Regions from separate parts of the Homo sapiens genome. Here region 1 is linked to region 2. Evidence: chromatin loops called from intact Hi-C (ENCODE). Cell type or tissue: heart right ventricle. All regions are shown on one strand.

What was found. Peaks named below come from ENCODE experiments on the same cell type or tissue, not always from the same donor. Only the 100,000 strongest peaks of a DNase experiment are listed, where the experiment ranks them.
Region 1: it touches region 2 in a loop (12-fold over the local background); 86 of 110 quality-filtered maps call a loop at or near these places.

The regions. Positions count from the first base shown.
Region 1 is chr18:45,688,899-45,693,898 of GRCh38, reverse strand. LOC105372093 (a long non-coding RNA gene) reads left to right here. Exons shown (of 10, transcript XR_935423.3): 7 at 1,459-1,504. Among named protein-coding and RNA genes, the nearest start is that of SLC14A1, 33 kb to the left of the region's middle. In heart right ventricle, a CTCF peak has its summit at 2,452 (motif pointing left); a DNase peak (open chromatin) is centred at 2,448; H3K27me3 peaks cover 733 bases.
Region 2 is chr18:45,877,366-45,882,365 of GRCh38, reverse strand. It overlaps EPG5 (ectopic P-granules 5 autophagy tethering factor), which reads left to right. Exons shown (of 44, transcript NM_020964.3): 31 at 1-92; 32 at 2,143-2,291; 33 at 3,152-3,353; 34 at 3,918-3,990. Among named protein-coding and RNA genes, the nearest start is that of SIGLEC15, 54 kb to the right of the region's middle. In heart right ventricle, a CTCF peak has its summit at 2,210 (motif pointing right); a DNase peak (open chromatin) is centred at 2,185; H3K27ac peaks cover 395 bases.

The sequences.
Region 1 (5,000 bases), 190 kb after region 2:
TCTAATACTTTCAGTGGGATGTTGAAGTCTCCCACTATTATTGTGCAGTTATCTAAATCTCTTCATAGGTCTCTAAAAACTTGCTTTATGAATCTAGGTGCCCTTGTGTTGGGGGCATGTCTATTTAGGATAGTTAGGTCTTCTTGGTTAATTGAACCCCTTTACTATCATGTAATGTTCTTTGTCTTTTTAAAATTATTTTTGGTTTTAAGACTATTTTATCTGAAATTAGAATAGCAACCTCTGCTTTTTTCTATTTTCTGTTTGCTTGGTAGATTTTTCTCCATCCCTTTACTTTGAGCCTATGAATGCCATTGCATGTGAGATGGGTCTCTTGAAGACAGCATATACTTTGGTCTTACTTCTTTATCTAGCTTGCTACTCTATGCCTTTTAATTGGGGCATTTAGCCTATTTACATTCAAGATTGATATTTATATGTGTGGATTTGATCCTGGCATTCTGTTGTTAGCTGGTTATTATGCAGACTTGATTGTGTGGTTGCTTTATGGTGTCAATGGTCTCAGTACCTAAATGTGTTTTTGCAGTTGCCAGTGATGGCCTTTCCACATTCAGCATTCCCTTAAGGATCTCTTGTAAGGCAGGTCTGGTGGTAATGAATTCCAAGAGCATTTGCCTGTCTAAAAAGGGTCTTATTTTTCCTTTGCTTATGAAGTTTAGTTAGACTGCCTGTAAAATTCTTGATTGGAATTTATTTTCTTTAAGAATGCTGAATACAGGCTCCCCAATTGCTTCTGGCTTGTAGAGCTTCTGCTGAAAGATCCACTATTAGCCTAGTGGGATTCCGTTTGTAGGTGACCTGCTCCTTCTTTCTAGCTGCCTTTAACATTTTGTTTTTCATTTTGGCCTTGAAGAATCTGATGACTATGTATCTTGGGGGTGGTCATCTTGTATAGTATCTTGCAAGGGTTCTCTGCATTTCCTGAATTTGAACATTGGCCTGTCTAGTGAGGTTGGGGAAATTTTCATGGATGATATCCTTAAATGTTTTCCAAGTTGCTTGTGATCTGTGCTTGCTCGCTCTCATGTGCGTGCTCTCTCTCTTTCTTTCTCTCTTTCAGGGATGCCAGGGAGTTGTAGATTTGGTCTCTTTACATAATCCCATATTTCTCGGAGGTTTTGTTTATTCTTCTTTATTGTTTTTTCTTTATTTTTGTCTATTTTGTAGAACTGGGCTTCAAACTCTCAGATTCTTTCCTCAGCTTGGTTGATTCTGCTGTTAATATTCGTGATTGTATTATGAAATTCTTGAAGTGAGTTTTTCAGGTCTATCAGATCAGTTTGGTTCTTCCTCAAAATGCCATTTCATATGTTATCTCCTGTATTGTTTTATTATATTCCTTAGATTCCTTGGATTGGGTTTCAACTTTCTCCTGGATGTCAATGATAATGTTCTCTGTTCCTGTCGGTAATCTGAATTCTTTTTCTGTCATTTCAGCCCCAGGTAGGGACCATTGCTGGGGAACTTGTGTGGTCATTTGGAGGTAAGAAAACATTCTGGCATTTTGAGTTGCCAGAGTTCTTGTGCTGATTCCTTCTTATCTGTGTGGGATGATGTTCCCTCAACCTCTGAAGTTGCTGTCCTTTCGATGCATGTTTTTTTCTTTGCTTTTCTCTTCTTTGCTGCCCTTGGGGGTTTCATTGCAGTATAAGGTAGGTTCAGTTGACTGGGTTCATTTCTGGAAGATTTTAGGGGCCACGGCTCAGCTCAGCACTCCTGGTGGACTCTAAGTCTGGGGAGTTGGTACCAGGACCCCAGCTTTGTTATCTGGCCCCGTGAGATTGGGAACCTGCTGCATCAGAGGGTCCAAGGTGTTCCTGGTCCATTAGCCACAACCCTCTGATGGGTGGTGCCAGACAAAGTGCTTCTTTGGGGCGGTGGCAGCAGGATCTGTGCTCACTCACGTGTTCTGGCACCTGTGGCAGCGCCGCAGGGTGCTTATGCCTTGGTGGGGTTGGGGTACCAGCAGAAGTCGAGCTGCTGCATTCCTGTGTGCACTTGTACCTGTGGCAGGGTGCAGGTGGGAGCAGGGTTGCCAGTGTCCATGCTTACACTTGCACCAGTGGTGGCAGTGGCAGGGTGCTGGCAGTCACTGGGCTGCTGACCTTCATGGGCACATTCACCTGTTACCTCATTTAACCATTAAAAGAACTACAGTAACAGGCTAATAAATTAGTTCCTTGTTAGGATGTGAAATTTGGGCTCAGAGGCATTAAATAAATTTCCAGGCCCCACAATAAGTGCGTTTCTTAGAAGCTGTGCACTCTCCTGAGATCCAATGTCCCTTTGAGAATCAGTGAGGTGGGGGACAGGCCTAAGCCTGGAAAACTAGATGCCTAGAATAGAATGCAAAAGCCTGGAATGCAAAAGGAGGGCAACGAGCAAATGGAGCATTCCGTGGCTTTTGGAGGGTCTCTGGCGCCCTCTGCTGACAGTGTGAAAGTTTCATAAGCCAAGGAGTGTGCAGCGTGCCCAAGTCCGTTGATCATACAGAAGGATGTGTGAGCATGCAAAAGGGCACAGAAGGTGGGCAGTGCAGATGAAGGGAAGGGACAAAGGTACAGAAAGAGCCATCTTCGTCCTAGGTACATGTAAGTTTCTGTCCCCTATCTCTTTGCAGACAACTGGGTTCACTGTCTCTTAATTTCAAGGAAAAGCATGCTTTTCAAACTTCGATATGCACAGGAATCACCAGGGATCCTGGGCGGGGCGGGGCGGGGGGAGGGGTGCAGTCTGGGCTCCAGCCCCAGTGTTTCTGACTATTAGGTCTGAAGGGGCCTTAGGGATCTGCGCTTTTTAACTACATCCAAGTGAGTCTGATTCAGGTGGTTCTTGGACCACACTTTCAAAAAGCAAAACAAAACAACAACACACACCTTAATATTTAAGTTTAAAAAAATGGACAGTTCAGAAACAAACTAAAATTGTGGCTTCTACATTCAGTTGCTAAAAAACACCCCAGAGGAATTCATAGGTTACTGTGTTATTTCTGCTCTGACCTGGTTGAAGATAAAAGCTACAAGTCTACAAAACACACACACCCCAACCATCCTGTTAGCCGAACTCTCCAAGATGAAATTAAAACAATCCAATAGCATTCAAGTCAGTAAGTCTACTCTTGCAAAAGAATGATTCCAAAACTCGAGGTGTTTGGAAGTGTACTCGTAGAGATGTTAATATGTGGACACACACACACACACACACACACACACACACGCCCTTCTCTGATAAAAGAAGGATAAGTGATTCATTAAAAGCACACTGGCATTAAAGTCTTTGAGAAGCCAATGCTAATGAAAGATGTTAAACTTTATTTGGCTTAATGTACCTGGATCTCATTGGATCATGTGACTTTTTCTTATTTAAAATTTTTTCTTTTGGATATGTATTTAAGATCCATGACTGATGAGTTATGGAAATACTACCTTAAAGCAAGAGGAATGTGAACTAAAGATTTTTCTGGATTCTGAAAAACAATCCCATATGCAAAAAAGAATAGTCTTTTCAATAAATAGTGCTGGGGCAACTGAATATCCACTTGCAGAAGATTGGGGACTCTACTACCATATACAAAAAATAACTCAAAGTGGATCAAAGACCTAAATATAAGAGCTAAAGCTATGAAACTTTCAGAAGAAGAGTTTTGTCTCCTCCCTAGCCTGAGCCCTTAACACTCAGACAGTTTCCATCTCTCCATGGAAGCCCATCCAGCACCCTTTTATTCTCCTCGGATAACAGTCTCAGAACCAGGAGTTCAAATAGTAAGTGAATCAAGCAGCACGGATATCCTGTGCTCAGTAATATGTTTGGTCTCCAAAGTATGTTGTGTTCAAGTAATTATAAGATGAGGTCTTTGACTTTAGAGTTTCCCATCTTGCTGAGCAAATAAGACCCTCCACCCAGGTGGCAGGTGATACCAGATAACATAAAATTGAATGTTGAATTATATGGTCAATATTAAATTTATGTAAAAACTAGAGTTTTCTTAAAGAATGCAGAAGCTTCTAAGACATTCATGAGGGAGGTAAATTGAAGTTTTTGGGGTGTGAAAGGCACAAACCATTTATACGTCCCTCAAGTTATGCCAAATCATATTTCCATTCTTTTCCCCCAGTGTCAACAGTAAGTGGGGTTCCCATGAGCTCCTCTCTGAGCCATTTGGGCGACTGCTGTGATGGTAAGGAGGGAGGGTGGGCATGGGCCACAGAAGCCATGGAGCCAGCTGCAGGTCTGCTGCTGCTCTTGACAGATGGTAGCCACCTGCCTCAATCCCCACCCCCGCAACCCCAGTCCCCGTCAGGGCCTTTCTAGGATAAGGCCTTACAGTGACTGGATTTGCAAGCTGCACACTGACCCATGGCCACTCATGCAATCATGTCCTGGGCTTCTACGTGAATTCTACTCAAATTCCTGTGCTGAGACCCCCTCTGTCTACCCACCTCCTTCAGTTCTTCAGATAGCCAGGAGAATTGGCCTTCTTAAGTCATTTGCGATGCAGGTAAAAATGCAGATACCCCATCACTTACTGAATCCCAATATCTTAGGGTTCAGGGGAGGTGCTAGAATCTGCATTTTGGTTAAACATTATCTTGCTTAGTACCCACCTCCTGGAATTAATTCCAGGCTTACAGGGATGCTGAAGTAGGGGTCCATCTGTCAGTAAATATGTATCCACGTGCCAGGCCTGGAATGGGGGCCATGAAAATACATAATCTGGCCCCTCAGAGGTTATAATGTGTTGGGGAAGATGAGTTATTCACAGGTTGTGGTGTGATGTGTTGGGCAGGAAGCCAAGTCATGGGGGTGCTCCCCACTCACACGCTCATGATTGGGTGAAATCCGGCTAAACATTGATTCAAAGAGCACCCAGGGGAGTATGCAGGGATGGGGAAAAAGCCAGCTACTCTTTCTGCCTTTCTCCAGTAGGGCGTTTCATGAGCTGATTATGAGTAGGGATCTGTCTGGGTCTTTCCTTTGCT
Region 2 (5,000 bases):
GCCATTTAATCTTTTCTGTAAGCACTGGACTTATCTTCTTCTCTACCAGTTTCCTGACCAGTACAGTGACATTCTCAGGCTGCTTATGCAAAGTAAGTGTCTTCATTTAATTGTAACTAACTAGATCTTAGTGAATATTTAATATCACATTTTTCATCTTACAGATGTTATTCAAAGATATGAAAGTAATACCAGTATAGGAGTTTAGAATCACTAATTGTCATCTAAAGGGCTTGATGAACAAGGCCCAAAAAGTTGTTACTGTAAATATGGCCAGTTATTGTTCTAAATTTGAGAATGGGCTCTAATTGGGCAAGGCAGCACCTCCAGTTTGGTGGAGTCCACAGTCATGCAGGTACTTCTTTGTCTTGACTTTTCAGCTGTCTTGAAGTGGGGTGGGAAAGGACTGGCTTACTCTGCAGACGACAGATCTGGCAAAGCAAGGAGGTTGTGCCTTATGATATGTTTAATATGACAGTTTGTTTCTCTGTAGTTCCAAACATTTTGGGAGTTTTTCCTTTCTAAGTCTTTTACTCTTGTTTTTTGCAAATTAATTTTATCCATATGTAATGATAGACTTTATTTATATTTACCAAGGGAAAGAGCAGCATTACAATCTCCACATTCCTGCCACTTCTGTTCCCCCTTCTTACAATTTTCTATAGCAATTTTAGAGTTTAGAGGAGAAATAAATAGGGTAGGCTTTTTTATTTTTGGAGTTTCGCTAGGCAGTAATTTTATTAAAATTTGATAAATGAGATAGTATTTACTTTTTAATGCAAACTTCATACGGTTTATAGATATAATAGCAAATGAAATTTTGCTTTATACCAAATTTTTGTGTTACATCATAGAAATAGTTTAATGGATAAGTTAATGATCCAGTGTATCGGGTTGCCCAAAGGACCTTGAAATGTGCAGCCTCTCATTTTGAAAGCACTTCAAGCTTTAATTGTTTCCCACAGAGGCAGGTTGCAGGGTGGGTGGAGAATGGTGGAAGGGAAATACATTTGTACAAATGCCAATGAATATGTGCATAGCTAATTTTTTCTCTAAGCTTTTAAAGTTTCAAATAGTGTGTGTTGTGGATTTTTCCCTGAAATCTTTTAAAGAGATTGTAAACCATTTATATTAGACCACTATTGACTGGAATTTAGCTAGAAATTTGTTCTTACCAAGAAAAGTAATTCAGACTTAAGAATAACAATATGATACCTCTCAGATGTCATGAGCTTCAGCCTCCTGGTTTCTTTCTCCTCCTTGGCTACCATGTTGATGTTCCCTTGGGAGCATCCTTTGCTCTTCTACTGCATTCATTCCCTCTGGGTGAGCCCGTTGTTTTCCCTGATGTCACTGCCACCTTCTAGGCATGTGTGATTTCCAGTGATAGCTTAATTTTGGGGCGCTGTCCTAAGATCCAGACCCCAGTGGCCATTGGACACAGACTGGCACTGTCCCCAGGTACCTCACACTGGACATATTGTAACTGGCCTCACCATCGTTCTCCTCAGACCTGCTCCATGAACCTGTTATTTTAGTTGATTCTCATGTTCGCTCTGGGTGGAAAGTACTTTAGGAGATATTATTCCTGTCCTGTGGGATGGGAAGTTATTAAGTAGCAGAGTTGGGACTAGTTCAGAATATGGGCTGCTGGACTTGTCCAGCGTTTCCATGCTGCCTCTGGGTCTTGGTTTCGGGGAATTGGGGGGCCGGTAGGAGACTCCTTCTGGAGAGCCCAGGCCCTGAGTTGCCTTCATCATGTGGTTTCCGTTGTCCTGTGACTGTTGTTTCTGTCACACTCATAGATAGCTGTGGTCCCCCAGCCAGGAGAGGCACTGCCACCATTCCCCAGTCAGGGTCGGAGGGTCAGGTCTCCCACCCCTCTGAGTGTAGCTCCACCAGCTTCAGCAGCGCTCACTCCCAGCAGGGTTACCAGGAACCAGGAAAACCAAATGTGCAGGTGGCCAGTTCTTCTCTTAGGTTCTCTTTACTTGGGCCTCCTCACCCCAGATATCCCTGTGAGTTTGTTTTGGATTTTGGCTTTATTTTTATTCCTTTATAAGGTGCTCATATTCTTTGTTACAAGTTAAAATATTCCTTTCGGGAAAGCCACTGACTTGCTCTTCCTGTCCCTGCTGGCAGGCTCCGCGGAGCAGCTTCTGAGCCCCGAGTGTTGGAAGGCCACTCTGAGAGCCCTGGGCTGCTGCGCCCCCAGCTGCCAGCAGGGGGCAGCGTCCACCGAGGGCGCCGTGCTTCCCAGCTCTTCTGATGCTCTCTTGTCAGACAAGCAGGTGTGTAGCCTTTGGTCTCTGACGTGTTTGTGCATTTCTTTTTATTTCCCTTGCTATTCATTTTTTAAGCAGTTGGAAAACTTGTGCATTATCTTTAAGAGCCATGTGTTTTTCTTTGTGTTAAGTGCTTTGGTTCCCTCGTGTCCCCTTTTTCCAGATGGCTCACCCCATTCCCCTGAGTCTAATTCTTGCCCATGTATCCAAGACAAGGGCAGGCACTCCCCTGTAGATCTTTCCTGCCCACCCTAGCCCATCGGACTCCACCCTGAGACCTCTGGTCGGGTTTCTATGATGCAGTGTCCCATGGAGCTCTGGGTTTTATCCTTTCTGTTTGATATGCATTTGCATGAGAATTTATTTGAAATAATGGTTCCACTGATTTAGAAAAGGTTTGAAACCCACTGATGGCCTGGCGCGGTGGCTCATGCCTGTAACCCCAGCACTTTGGGAGGCCAAGGTGGGCGGATCACTTGAGGTCAGGGATTCGAGACCAGCCTGGGCAACATGGTGAAACCCTGTCTCTACTAAAGAATACAAAAATGAGCTGGGCATGGTGGTGCACGCCTGTAGTCCCAGCTACTCAGGAGGCTGAGGTAGGAGAATCGCTTGAACCCAGGAAGCGGAGGTTGCGATGAGCCAAGATCGTGCCACTGCACTCCAGCCTAGGCGACAGAGCAAGACTCTACCTCAAAACAAAAACAAAAACAAAAAACCATTGATTTATTTCTCATATGCTTTATATTTTTGCCACTCTCTTATAAAGTCAAAGACCTACTATATACACCCCCATCACAGTGTATCATAACACTTTACTAAAATACATATTTAGTAAGCATTTTTTGACTAGTTGTCTCTTCCAGGTAATGGAGACTATACAGTGGCTTTCAGACTTTTTTTATAAGCTTCGGTTATCCAAGATGGACTTTAAAAGCTTTGGTTTATTCTCAAAATGGAGTCCTTATATGGCTGATGTGAAGACATTCTTGGGCTACCTTGTGAAAAGGCTGATTGACTTAGAAATGACCTGTTTGGCCCAAGACCCAACTGCCAGCAGGAAAACAGGTAATATACTTCTCATGCGATGTGGAGCTAGGTGTTTGGACTTTCCATTAAGAGAGATTTAAATAGGCACATTAAGAGATTTATATTGAGTGTCAAGGAGAGAAAGTAGAAATATATAGAACAGGCATGAGCCCATATATGTGTCATATATGTCACAATATATGAATGGATATATTCATTACATAGTGAATGTAGGGTGCTTGCTATAGCTTGTCTCTGCCCCTCCTTTGCAGGTTGGGGTACAGAGAGGTTTCAGTTTCCAACCCTTTCTGTCATTTGTCTTACTAAGATGGGGTTCTAAATCTTATACATTTATCTTTTTTAAAAGTGTGTTATAAAATTATCCATGATATTGTATTGTAATACAAATTCTTCAATTCAGAGAAATTCCAGTGTAGCCAATGAAAACGTAAACATACATAGTTACACTAAGCATGTTGTTTATACATTAACATAGGTTTATGAAGCTACAGATAATAAGAGGTAGATTTTTCTATATAATGTGAGCAGTGATATTGACAAATGACAAATGATGACCTTTGTTTTGTCTCTAAAACTTTTTAGTGCTGAAATCCCTACATTCAGTAATCATTCAGCTCTTTAAGCCATGGATCCTGGTTTTAGAGGACAACGAAAGGTAAACAGTTTTTTAGATATTCAAATTCCTTTGACGTTTGTAGACTTAAAATTCTAAATGGTATTTGGTAGAAGTGATGAGTTCACAGATTTAATTTTTTAGTGTAAGGCCATATTTAAATTTAGAAAAGGCTTCTTTTCAAAACTTAAGACATTTTCTATTTATGGAATTGCTAGTCTGGATCATCAGAGATATTATCTTGATAATAATTTTGGAACAAAACTGGACACTCATTTCCAGTTTTCCACAATAAGAGGTTGAATAAACTTTAGTGTTTAATTTCAGAAAAAATGATGCTGTTCGCTTGAGGGTTTTATGAGACTGATTTTTCTCTACTACATCAGTTGTGTTTTGGAACTAAGTTGGCTATAAAATTATTGGGTGGGAATTACCTTTAAATCTAGGACTCTTCAATTAAAGCATTATTTCACAAGCATTTGAAATACTTAGAGGTATAGAGCTGTCCAAATTCAGTGAGTTGCCTTCTGAGTCTTTTTTTTCCCTGAAAGTATACAAGCAGAAGCTAGTTGAACTTGTCAGGGTTTTATAAAAATTACGACAGTGGTAAACATCACATTATAGGAGTTGTTTTCAAAAACTTGAATTTGATTCTGAGACTCAGAGAACATGAATGTCAAACTCAAGTCTCATAGCTGGTTGGTTAGTGCTGAAGCTGCGACTAGAACTCAGGTCTTAGACTTCTGTTTCTAGACTCTTTGCATTAACCCATGATGCTTTACGAGCCACTTAAGGAAAGTATAAAAGGTTCTGAATGTTTGCTTTTGCTAGAGGGCTATCTGAATAATCTGCAAGCTTCAGGATTTTATAGTGACTGTGTACATATAGACTGCTTACCATAGTGCTGGCTGCTTGTTTATTTCCAGTAAGAATTAACGGAACCTATTTGGATATTGAGTTTTCTAGACCAGATTCAGAAAATAAAAAAAAATTTTTTTTAAGACAGAGTCTCACTCTGTTGCTCAGGCTGGAGTGCAGTGACGTGATCTTGG